Regions from separate parts of the Homo sapiens genome. Here region 1 is linked to region 2. The links are chromatin contacts, found by Hi-C or POLR2A ChIA-PET in ENCODE. All regions are on one chromosome and are shown on one strand. The core of a region is the stretch at or near the end of the contact, and the rest is flanking DNA. Distances in the headings are between cores, read along the strand shown. Region 1 holds the start of SDF4 (stromal cell derived factor 4). Region 2 holds the start of ATAD3A (ATPase family AAA domain containing 3A).

Region 1 (6,186 bases), core at 3,687-6,186, 280 kb before region 2:
AGCTGGCACCGTGCCTCCGTCCCACCAGCTCACCTGTGCTCCGCCCGAAAGCCTGGATCCTCAGGGCCCTCCCGCCTGGCCCTCAGCCCAAGGGCCGTGGCACAGCCAGACCAGTCCTCACACCTTTCCTACCTGCTCCTGCACCCCAGGACCCCAGCCCTGCCCAATCCCCTTGCTCACCAGCTTTGCCACCTGCCCCTCTGCACTGGTCCTGGAGCACCAGGCCCGGCGGGAAGGCGAGCTCGTGGCCAGGCCCTGCGGGAAGGCGAGCTCGTGGCCAGGCCCGGCGGGAAGGCGAGCTCGTGGCCAGGCCCGGCGGGAAGGCGAGCTCGTGGCCAGGCCCGGCGGGAAGGCGAGCTCGTGGCCAGGCCCTGCGGGAAGGCGAGCTCGTGGCCAGGCCCTGCGGGAAGGTGAGCTCGTGGCCAGGCCCTGCGGCGGGGGCTGCCTCCTTGTGCCCAGGTCTCGCAGGTCCCAGGAGGCCCAGGGTGTTCTCTCACCTGCACCTCGGCTCCCTGCCCGGCACCCTGGCTGGCCTGGGGGACTCACGGGCACGCCCTGACCCTGCTCTGCCTCCAGGGGTGAGGCCAGCGCTGAGTGCAAGTAGGTTCCAGGGCCACACCGCAGGGCACCCCGGCCGTGCCGTAAGGAGTAAGGCGCCCGTGCAGGACCTGGCTCCTTGTGGGTGAGTGGTCAGGTTGACCCATCTTGGACCCCTCACAACAGGCTCTCGAGACTCAGGGATGGGGTCGGGGGAGAAAGCTCGGCACTAGGCACAGAGGCAGCAAGAGGGTCTCGGGACTCAGCAGGGTGGGGGCAGTGACGGCCAAGGATGGGCCACTGACAGCACAGCTCTGCTCCCGACCAGGCCAGCAAAACAAGCCAACCCCACACACCCCCAGCCTGCGTGTGATACGCGGCCCGTGTGTGACAGGGACCCCAAACACACAGGGTAGAGGGCGTGTCAGGAGGAGCCCAGAGCACCCTGTACCAGCTCTCCAGCCACCTGTGGCAGCCCCTCACTCCTCAGCCAGGCCTCGTCCAACTGGGGCTGCAGCCTGCGGAGGCTGCCCGTGGCCGGCGTCTGCCCCTCAGCATGGAGGACGCTGACCACTGCAGTGCCGCGTGGGCTCCTCCAGGCTGTCCTAGGGACGGCCACACAGGCCCACTCTGGCCCTCTGAGCCCCCGGCGGACCCAGGGCATTCAAGGAGCGGCTCTGGGCTGCCAGCGCAGGCCTCCGCGCAAACACAGCAGGCTGGAAGTGGCGCTCATCACCGGCACGTCTTCCCAGCCCGGCAGGTCCCGACACAGGGCCCGGCGCCCCCCACCGCGCAAAGCCAGGATAGGAACACACAGGCGAGCGCACGCGGACAGCCCCCCAGTCTGGGCACATGGCGGCACCTACTTGGAAAAGATGACCATCAGCTTCCTCCGGCTCCGCCGCGGCTCCGCGTCCTCATCAAAGCCACCCAGGTCCTTGCCTAGGAAGACCTCCTGGTGGAAGCCGCGATTGAGGTGCCCGTCCATCTCCAGCTTCACCCCGTTCAGGTGGTCTGGGGGCAGGATCTCATTCTCCTCCCTGTTGGCTACTCTCTCTCGAGTGGACGAGTGGTTGGCAGGCCGTGCAGACGCGTCCATCAGAAGGACTGCCCCCAGGAGCCAGAGGCAGCACGGAGCCAGGCCAATGAGGGGACCCCACCTGGACGCCATCGCCACCCAGGGCCAGACCATGGGGCGGGCTGCAGGGTGTGGGCCAGGTGCTGGGAGGGGCAGGGGCAGGGGCAGAGGAGGAAGTGAGGTCCTGGCTCCAATCCAATCCCCGGGCACCACGGAGGGCTCTGTGTCCCCAGGACGGCCGCAGGATGGGGACAAGCAGCTCACAGTCTGCAGAGAGACACAGACACATCATTAGCAAGACTCAGCAAAGACTTCCCCAAGCACGTCTATCCTGCAACATGAAACATATCCTCGATTCACAGGATCCAGACATGTGGCATCGCCTTCTCCAGACCACACGTGGCACTGCCTTCTCCAGACCACACGTGGCATTGTTTTCTCCGGGCCACACGTGGCATTTGTTTTCTCTGGACCACACGTGGCATTTGTTTTCTCCGGACCACACGTGGTGTTTTTTTCTTTATTTTTAGAAACAGGGTCTTGCTCTGTCACCCAGGCTGGAGTACAGCGGTGACCACAGCTCACCGTGACCACGAACTCCTGGGCTCAGGTGATGCTCTGGGCTCAGGTGATGCTCTCGCCTCAGCCACCGGAGCAGCTGCGACCACAGGCGTGCACCCCCACGCCCAGTAATTTATTTTTATTTTACTCTTTGTAGAGACGGGTCTCGCTGTATTGCTCAGGCTGGTCTCAAACTCCTGGCTTCAAGCGATCCTCTTGCCTCAGTCTCCCAACGTGCTGGGATTACAGGCGTGAGCCACTGTGCCCGGTCTTTTTTTTACAGACACTGAGTTTTCAGCCCTGTCTCTCCGTCTTTCCATCTCTCTCTCGAGCTGTCAGCACCTCCAGGGGCTAACCTGTCCCCATCGCCCAACACCTGCAGCACAGCTTTCCTGTGGGGCCCGGCTCTGTCCCTCCTGGCATCATGCCACTGACCCATGGGGTTAGGGTCACTCTCCAGACCCTGACTTGAACATTCTTGAGATCTATGACCTTAGCTAAGTCATGTGGCCTCCCCGGCCTCAGCTTCTCACTAAGAAACAGGAGGCTCCCCCTCTCCCCCCGACTGACCAGGCTTTGCGAAGACAGCCAACCCTAAGTGCAGAGGGCGTCAGGGCCTGGTCCCAGCAAACAAACACACAACCCCCACACACAGATGTGCACACACACATCCACACTCACGCATGCACGTATTACACACATGTGCCCTTGCCCACACTCGCGAGCGAACGCCAAGGCCGAGGAGCCCAGAAGTCTGTCCTGCCGTCCGAGGCGTGGCCAGTCCTGGTGGGAAGCAGGGGCTCACAGGGCCTCATGCCTCATGTATCCCAAAGGGAACTCGGGGTCCTTCTCACCCACGAGCCTACTCCTTTCACAGTCTGCCCCTCCGGCAAACACCTGCGGGTCCTTTCGGGTGCCGCTGAGGCCCCGCCATGTCACAGCTGTTCCCTCAACACACATGGACTGAGACTCCTGTTCTGTGGCCGTCTTATTCAGCTTCACTGTTCTGGCACCTGCCACTCTGCCTGCACACAGTAGGCGCTCAACGAATGCTACCCTGGGTAATATTAAACGAAAAAATGCTGCCTCCAGGTATCGAGAAACACCAGTGGGGCCGCCATGAAAGTGGTCCTGAAGTCAGTGCAGTCTGCCACAAACCAAGAGGGGTACAAGCCTGAGTTCCCCCAAGGAAGGAAACCCTGGGTGAGGGGCTCATGTCTGATTTTTTTTTTTTTTCTGAGACAGAGTCTCACTCTGTCGCCCAGGCTGGAGTGCAGTGGTGCAGTCTCGGCTCACTGCAACCTCCACCTCCCAGGTTCAAGTGATTCTCCTGCCTCGGCCTCCCAGTTAGCTGGGATTACAGGCACCCACCTCCACTCTCCACTAATCTGTATTTTTAGTAGAGATGGGGTTTTGCCATGTTGGCCAGGCTGGTCTCTAACTCCTGACCTGAAGTGATCCTCCTGCCTCGGCCTCCCAAAGTGCTGGGACTATAGGCGTGAGCCATGCACCCGGCCTGATTTTCTGAACATGGCTGAGGGCTTTTCCCTTCCCTAGTGGTGGCATAATTCTATTCCTGTCGTCCCAGATCGCCTGACCAGGGGAGAGTCCTGGATAAGAACCAAGACACCTCCTCCTGGTGCTGACTCCACTAACTACAGTCGTAAAACACACGCTGTGTGCAAAGAGACTGTACTTTGTTCCTAGAGAAAATAAAGCTAGTTCTTGATTCTACATATCTTGATGAGTTACACGGTTTACTTGAGGCAGGAGGATCGTGAGACCAGCCTGGGCAACACAGTGAGACTGCGTCTCTTTAAAAAACAAAAACAAAAAGATAAGACCCTGTCTCGAAAAAGGGGGAATAAAAAGTAACCCAAAAGTAACTATAAATATCAGGAGTCCATCAAGTGGCGCTTCCTCTCCTGGCTTCAGAGTATCTATTCATCACGGTGTGCCAGGTTCGCAGCACAGCGGAGCGGGCCGGTCCCACCGGAATGGGGTTTCGACTTCGCCATCCCCTAGCAGCTCAGTTCCCAGCAAGGAATCAACACACCCTTGCAAAACGGACGTGGGAAACAGCTTAGGCAGAGACGCTATTTCTTTGCCATCCCTGGGCTTCAGCTCTGGTGGAACGAGGCTATTTCTGGCAGTTAACAACACACACGGTTAGATTCTAAAAGCTCAACAGGGTTCATAACACCGCCTCTGAGCCAGACATCAAGGGCTCCACACAGCCGACTTCACATCTCCAAATCCTACTAACTGGGGATGAGGGTCCACGCGGTTCAGAAGCGGAAGCGCAGGCGCAGGGAAGCGGGGCAGCTTGTCCAAGGTCGCCTCGCCGATAAACGCGAGTCCAACCAGACCCCTTGGGCCTCCGTTTCCCGGTGGCATTCGTAGGTTTTGGCCAGTAGGAGACCAGACGTGCCGGCGGCCGGGGAGGCCAGCGTCGTCGGCCTGTCCCTGCCCCCGGGAACCCCGGGAGCCCCGGTGGCGGCGGAGTCTCGCCAGGGCTCAAGGCCGAGCGGACGGACGATGCCCCAGCCCAAGGCGGGAGGCGGCGGCGGCCTCCAGACCCGCCCTCGCCGTCCGGCCGGCGTACACTTGGCCCCGCGGCCTGCAGCGGCCGTCCCGGGCCCCTCACTCACCGGTCTGCCTCCCCGCGCTCGGGATCCGAGGACCGGAGCGAAGCGTCAGTGACGCCGCCAACGGGCCCGGATCAGGCCACTGCCATCTTTCTTGCGGGCGGGGGCGGTGCGAACGGGCGCGACCTCACGGAGGGGACGCCGGCGCCACCATCTCTCCTCCGGGCGGAAGCGGTCGCGGGGCCGCTCCGAGGTTGACCAATGACAAGGGTGCCCGAGGCCACGTGACGGCCGCCGATTGGCCGCCGGCCTCCGAGCGCCCCGGGGCTCGGCGTCTGCGGAAGGCCCCGGCGCGCTCCCAGGAGCGCCGTGCGCACGCGCACCGCCCCGAGCCGGCGGCGCCTGCGCACTCGCGAGTCCGGCCTGGGCCGCCGGCCCGGCGCGGGCGCCATGAAGCTGCTGCGGCGGGCGTGGCGGCGGCGGGCGGCGCTAGGCCTGGGCACGCTGGCGCTGTGCGGGGCGGCGCTGCTCTACCTGGCGCGCTGCGCGGCCGAGCCCGGGGACCCCAGGGCGATGTCGGGCCGCAGCCCGCCTCCCCCCGCGCCCGCGCGCGCCGCCGCCTTCCTGGCAGTGCTGGTGGCCAGCGCGCCCCGCGCCGCCGAGCGCCGCAGCGTGATCCGCAGCACGTGGCTTGCGCGGCGCGGGGCCCCGGGCGACGTGTGGGCGCGCTTTGCCGTGGGCACGGCCGGCCTGGGCGCCGAGGAGCGGCGCGCCCTGGAGCGGGAGCAGGCGCGGCACGGGGACCTGCTGCTGCTGCCCGCGCTGCGCGACGCCTACGAAAACCTCACGGCCAAGGTGCTGGCCATGCTGGCCTGGCTGGACGAGCACGTGGCCTTCGAGTTCGTGCTCAAGGCGGACGACGACTCCTTCGCGCGGCTGGACGCGCTGCTGGCCGAGCTGCGCGCCCGCGAGCCCGCGCGCCGCCGCCGCCTCTACTGGGGCTTCTTCTCGGGCCGCGGCCGCGTCAAGCCGGGGGGGCGCTGGCGCGAGGCCGCCTGGCAACTCTGCGACTACTACCTGCCCTACGCGCTGGGCGGCGGCTACGTGCTCTCGGCCGACCTGGTGCACTACCTGCGCCTCAGCCGCGACTACCTGCGCGCCTGGCACAGCGAGGACGTGTCTCTGGGCGCCTGGCTGGCGCCGGTGGACGTCCAGCGGGAGCACGACCCGCGCTTCGACACCGAATACCGGTCCCGCGGCTGCAGCAACCAGTACCTGGTGACGCACAAGCAGAGCCTGGAGGACATGCTGGAGAAGCACGCGACGCTGGCGCGCGAGGGCCGCCTGTGCAAGCGCGAGGTGCAGCTGCGCCTGTCCTACGTGTACGACTGGTCCGCGCCGCCCTCGCAGTGCTGCCAGAGA
Region 2 (5,626 bases), core at 2,022-4,521:
CTGCAGTTCCCACCTGCCTCTCGGAAGCTGCCCTGGGTCGGCCGTCAGTGAGGCTCCGCCTTGGGCTTTCTATTATTAGAAAGTCATTGAGCAACAGCAGTGCTGAGGACGCAGGCAGGGCTGTGGGCACTGCAGGGGCTGCCCCCGGTGTCCACACACGTGCTGGGCTCTGCCGAGGTGCGGGAAGCCTGTGTTTCACGCTCAGGCCATCCTGGAGCCCCTGGTTTGGTCCCTCCCCACCTCGGGGCCCTGGCGTGCATTTGGGGTGGGGGGTTCCCATGGCGGCCTCCCTCAGCTCCCTCTCTCCCCACTAGGCCACGGCGTATGCCTCCGAGGACGGGGTCCTGACCGAGGCCATGATGGACACCCGCGTGCAAGATGCTGTCCAGCAGCACCAGCAGATGATGCGCTGGCTGAAGAGGGGGAGGCCTGGGCCCGAGGACGAGCAACCCTCATCCTGAGTCCATGGGGAGACCACACCTCACGGAGCCTGGCCGCGGACCCCTCCCACCCCTGCCTTTGCGGCCCCGCACATTTAGGAAATACTCCCCGTAATAAAGTCCCACGGGGGCCGCACCGCTGTGTCTATTGGCTGGGGCGGGGTTTGGGGCCCCCTAACGTCCCCCTGGGGTCAAAGGTGACAGAAAAGGCAGAAGCTGGGGCTTTCTGGAGGATTTAACCACAGAGGGGTGGGCTGCACAGGAGGTGCCTGCCACGGCAGGGCCGGGTGCCCGTGCCCCATCCTGAGGCCGTGCATACGCGGGTGCCCTTCGCCTCCCTCCCCTCCGCCAGAGCTGCCTGTGGCCAGACACACGGTGGAGGGAAGTGCACGCGAAACAGACACAGCGGCTTCAAATAGATGCCGCCCCTGCCCGCGCTTTGCAGCTAGTCCCTGCAAACCTTGATGATGGGGCTGGGCGCGGTGGCTCACGCCTGGAATCTCAGTGAGGCCAAGGAGAGTGGATCACCTGAGGTCAGGAGTTCCAGACCAGCCTGGCCAACATGGTGAAACCCCATCTCTCCTAAAAAAAAAAAAAAAAAAATTAGCCGGCCGTGGTGGCAAGTGCCTGAAATCCCAGGTACTCAGGAGGCTGAGGCAGGAGAATCACTTGAGCCTGGGAAGTGGAGGTTGCACTGAGCTGAGACCATGGAATTGCACTGCAGCATGGGCAACAAGAGTCAAACTCCCTCTAAAAAAAAAAAAAAAAAAAAAAAGGGCCAGGTGGCACATGCCGGTGGTCCCAGCTTCTTGGCTTGGAGGCTGAGGTAGGAGGATCGCCTGAGCATGGGAGGCAGAGGTTGCAGTGAGCTGAGATCGCACCATTGCACTCCAGCCTGGGTGACAGAGTGAGACCCTCTCAATAAATAAATAACCAAAACCTTGATTACAGCCATGGGGTGGGGGTGGGGGGACGTCTGGCTATTGCTGGGGAAGTCATTTGGTTTTTCTCCTCCTCTCCTATTTTTTTGGTACAGACGGGGTCTCTCTTTGTTGCCCAGGCTGGTCTCCAACTCCTGGGCTCAAGCAATCCTCCTGCCTCGGCCTCCCAAACTGGCGGGGTTACAGGCGTGAGCCACCGCGCCTGCCCTGTTTTCTTTTTCTTTTTTTTTTCTTTTCTTTTTTTTTTGGCGATGGAGTCGTGCTCGCCCAGGGTGGAGTGCAGTGGCCTGATCTCGGCTCACTTCAACCTCCACCTCCAGGGTTCAAGCAGTTTTCCCGCCTAAGCCTCCGGAGTAGCTGGGATTACAGGCGCACGCCACCATGCCCAGGTTAATTTTTGTATTTTTGACAGGGGTTTCACCATGTTGGCCCGGCTGGTCTCAAACTCCTGTTTTCAGGTGATCTGCCCACCTCGGCCTCCCAAAGTGCTGGGATTACGGGTGTGAGCCACCGCGCCTGGCCGGCATTTTCTGGCTTTTTTTTTTTTTTTTGACAGAGTCTGACTCAGTCGCCCAGACTGGAGTGCAGTGACGAGATCTCGGCAGCTCACTGTGTTATATGTAAATTTTCTGTGCCGCCAAAGAAGTAGAACTCGAATATAAATTTTTCTCAGCTAGATAATTTACTTCTATAGAAGGGGACATCTCATAGATGGAGCAATGGCGAGCGCTTGGACAAGGGAGGGGAAGGGGTTCTTATTCCTGACGCGGGTAGCCCCTACTGCTGTGTGGTTCCCCTATTGGCTAGGGTTAGAATGCACAGTCTAAACTAGTGCCCATTGGCTATTTTAAAGGGAGCAGGAGTATGGGCCAGAGTGGCGGGGTGAGTGGTTTGGCGGGAAAAATGGTTATGGGACAGGTAACTAAAGGTGACTCAGGTCAAAGCAGGAGACCGGGATTAGTTAGGACGGAGCAGGTGACCAGGGCAACAGATGTCAACTACTGACTAGAACTGGTGGAAAAGGTTGTTTACTGAAACTGCGAGGAAGGTAGACTTTAAAATGCAGGACAAAGACTGAACATACTGATATACTGATTCTTTGAAGGGAAGTTTAGAACTCATTGTATCTAACATTATTCAGGCTTAAAACAGTTTCCAATCCAGTGGGAAAAGTCACTCCATATATTCCGTGAAGTCAACCAGTTCCATCAAGGAGAAAGTCAGGGCCGCTGGGAGCGCGTGGACCGTGGGCTCCGGGGCGGCGCCTGCCCGGGCACCCCGGCCCCGTCCACGCCCCGCAAGAGGAGCTCGCTGGCCCCGCCACGCGGGAAGGGGTCGCCCCGGGGTCTTGGGCGGGAGGGCCGTGCGGGCTGCGGAGACACCGAGGAGGGGAGGCGCCTCTCCTGAGCTCTTGGCGCAGCGACCCCAGGGCGCCGACTCATCGCGGAAGGGCTCGGCTTGCCCGGGCGCCGGTGCCGCCTCGGGTGAGGTTCCCGCGAGACTCTTCTCTGCGTCCTGGACTCACCGCAGGGCGCCCCGCCGCACGGATCGAGAACCTTGGGGCTCCCTGGAAACTTGCCACCCGCTGCCGCCAAGGCCGGAACTCCTCGGAGCCCCTAGCAACGGAGCCCCTAGCAACGGAGCCCACGCGGATGCGGCGCGGGGCTGACGCTGCCTTGGGTTCGCCTACGTCCCTCGGGAATTTTGTCCCGGCGTGGCTCCCGTAGCCAGATGCTTCGCCGCTCCCGCCCCGCTGGCTCCCAAAGCCTGTTCGGCAGTCGCGGCGCCGTCGCTATGGCGTCACTGTCCTCGGGGCCAATCCAAGGGCTGCGCGCGTGTCCCTTACGCGCTTCTATCGCCGGGAGGAAGGGGTGTGTGTGGCGCCTGCGCAGTGGCGGTGACCACCGGCTCGCGGCGCGTGGAGGCTGCTCCCAGCCGCGCGCGAGTCAGACTCGGGTGGGGGTCCCGGCGGCGGTAGCGGCGGCGGCGGTGCGAGCATGTCGTGGCTCTTCGGCATTAACAAGGGCCCCAAGGGTGAAGGCGCGGGGCCGCCGCCGCCTTTGCCGCCCGCGCAGCCCGGGGCCGAGGGCGGCGGGGACCGCGGGTTGGGAGACCGGCCGGCGCCCAAGGACAAATGGAGCAACTTCGACCCCACCGGCCTGGAGCGCGCCGCCAAGGCGGCGCGCGAGCTGGAGCACTCGCGTGAGTGCGGCGGGGCGGGGCGGCGCGGGCGGGCGGGCGGGACGGGCCGGGGAAGCGGGAGCCCTGGCCCTTGCCGCTCCTCGCCGCTGTCGGCAGCCACTTCCCGGGCGAGACTGCGCCCCCGGAGCACCCCCGGCCGGAGCCGTGTCGCGTGCCGGGAGGATCGGACTCTTTCCGTCACCCGTTTGCACCTCTGCAGCTGTCAGGAGCGGGTCAGGTGCGGAAAGCGGTGCGGAGGTGGCGCTCATAGGTTACAGGGGTCAGGGTCTGGGGCTGGCCGTGGTCTTCAGTTACCGCCGAGCGTGCGGGATCCTTCTGCGCTTGCCGCCTCCACGTGGCACAGGCCAAGGCGTGGCCAGATGGGTAGATGGGTTTGTTGGGTGGTTGCTAGCAGTTTCCACGTAACAAGGGAAGCGTATTTGAGAGTTACTTGATTCTAACGAGACTAGCAGATTTGCACTTCTTGTTGGAAGACGTTAGCATTTGCACGGCGAGGTCTGTGAAGCCACAGGCCAGGCCGTGCTGCTCAGCTTGAGTAAACCCCTGACCCAAGGCCCTCAGGGTGTGAGCACTCACCATGTTGTTCAGGCTGGTCTTGAATTCTGGCCTCAGGTGATTCGCCCACCTCGGCCTCCCAAAGCGCTGGGATGACAGGCGTGAGCCGCTGCTCATGGCCTTCCTCGGTAATTTTAACCATCAGGTTAGGATGGGAATCAAGGGCTGGACTTCAGGGCACCTCGGAGGACAGCGGATGTTGGTGACTGACTTTCTTGCTGCAGGCTTATTTGGAGGGTTCCTTTGTGTCCTAGTTCCTGGGGGTTTTCACCCGCTAACTTCACTTAGAGATTGAAACTTCTCCCACTTCCAGAAGCTGAATCGTAGTGATCAGCCTGCGGCCCCCTGCAGTGGTACAGGCCTGGTTGAGCAGCCTCAGGCCGCCTCCCCATAGTGCAGACCTGTGCCTCTGAGTTGCTCCAGTCCTGGCGGCCCCGGAGCTCCTGACCCGCAGTCCGCTCTGCCGGCGTTGCCAGTGCCTTGGTCTGCCCTCTCTGTGGTGGAGCGGGGCCCGGGGCAGGGTCTCCAGGTGCACCGTGGGGAGCCCTCCATCAGGCTTTTGTTTCCTGTGGATTGTGTTCCAGGTGTGGGCTCTTTCATTCTGATCCCTTCCCTCCTTCCTGGCCTCACTGCTGGCAGGTGAGAGAGGTTTCTCCAGAGTTGACTGCCCCCTTTCCCCGGGTGCCCCCTGCCCTGCCCCTCTGCCTGGTAGCCCCTCTGCAAGCCCGGCCCCTCCCGACGCTCCTGGCTTCCTCCGTGCCCCTTTCCTGGCAGCGGGTCGCCGAGATTCGGCCGGAGCCCATTGCTTTGTCCTTGCTGCTCTCCAGGCAAACGGGCGGCTCCTCCTCACCGACTGCCTCCTCTGTCCCTTGAGGCTATAGCCCCATGCCGCCTGGTTCCCAGAGTGCCCTGACCCCTCCTCCGGCCTGTCCTTGGAAGTCACAGCAGTACATTATCCCAGAACTGTCTGTGAGCACCAGCGCTCGCCCTGCACTCCACAGAGGGGGTGCCTGGAGGAGAGCCTCGTGCCCTGTGGGTGTGAATTCACGCGCTGGGACGCACGTCCCTGGCACAGGGTCACACCAAAGTGGTGAATGATTGTTCTCACTCTAATAACCGAGAGGCCACACGGGCACCTGACCTGCTCTTTCCCCTCTCCTCCTCCCCAGAGTCACTGGGGGTAGGAACTGTCAATGAGCCATTTTCAGGGGAGGGAGTGGCCTCAGCTTAATCCAGCCAAAGGTCCCCTCGGGAGGAAACAGGCAGAGCTCCTCACCGTGACACCCACGTTCCTGTCACTGCTCTGTGGCAGGACCCTGGGTGACTGACACACCCTCAGTCCCCTCGGGGTCAGAGTGAGAGTGGTTGAGAGCCCGGGGTCGCTTCAGCCCTTGGCTTCCCGAGCTTAGCAGCCAAACCCGTTGACCTGGCACTGTCTTCCCTGAGAGGCAGGTCCCGGTCTCATCTGTGCTCTGTTCACTGGGGCCC

The links. A loop is a pair of places that touch in the nucleus more often than their neighbours do. ChIA-PET counts read pairs that join two places held with the same protein, here RNA polymerase II (POLR2A). Pooled maps may share reads with other maps.
Region 1: a loop to region 2 is called in a map with no recorded cell type, with 22 times the contacts of the local background. The contact joins the promoter of SDF4 here to the promoter of ATAD3A in region 2. A Hi-C loop is called at or near these places in 3 of 37 single-sample maps with no recorded cell type and 12 of 50 pooled maps. POLR2A ChIA-PET finds 5 or more read pairs at or near these places in 2 of 52 experiments (MCF 10A and WTC11).

What each region holds. Positions count from the first base shown.
Region 1 is chr1:1,227,065-1,233,250 of GRCh38, forward strand. SDF4 (stromal cell derived factor 4) reads right to left here and starts at 4,937. Exons shown (of 7, transcript NM_016176.6): 1 at 4,828-4,937; 2 at 1,404-1,882. The coding sequence starts at 1,708. B3GALT6 (beta-1,3-galactosyltransferase 6) reads left to right here and starts at 5,173. Exons shown (of 1, transcript NM_080605.4): 1 at 5,173-6,186. The coding sequence starts at 5,215. RefSeq lists a silencer at 4,415-5,274 and enhancers at 4,891-5,572, 5,573-6,186.
Region 2 is chr1:1,508,891-1,514,516 of GRCh38, forward strand. It overlaps ATAD3A (ATPase family AAA domain containing 3A), which reads left to right and starts at 3,272. Exons shown (of 16, transcript NM_001170535.3): 1 at 3,272-3,583. The coding sequence starts at 3,379. It also overlaps a transcript of ATAD3B not described here. RefSeq lists enhancers at 1-122, 123-764, 3,020-3,079 and silencers at 2,580-2,779, 3,230-3,389.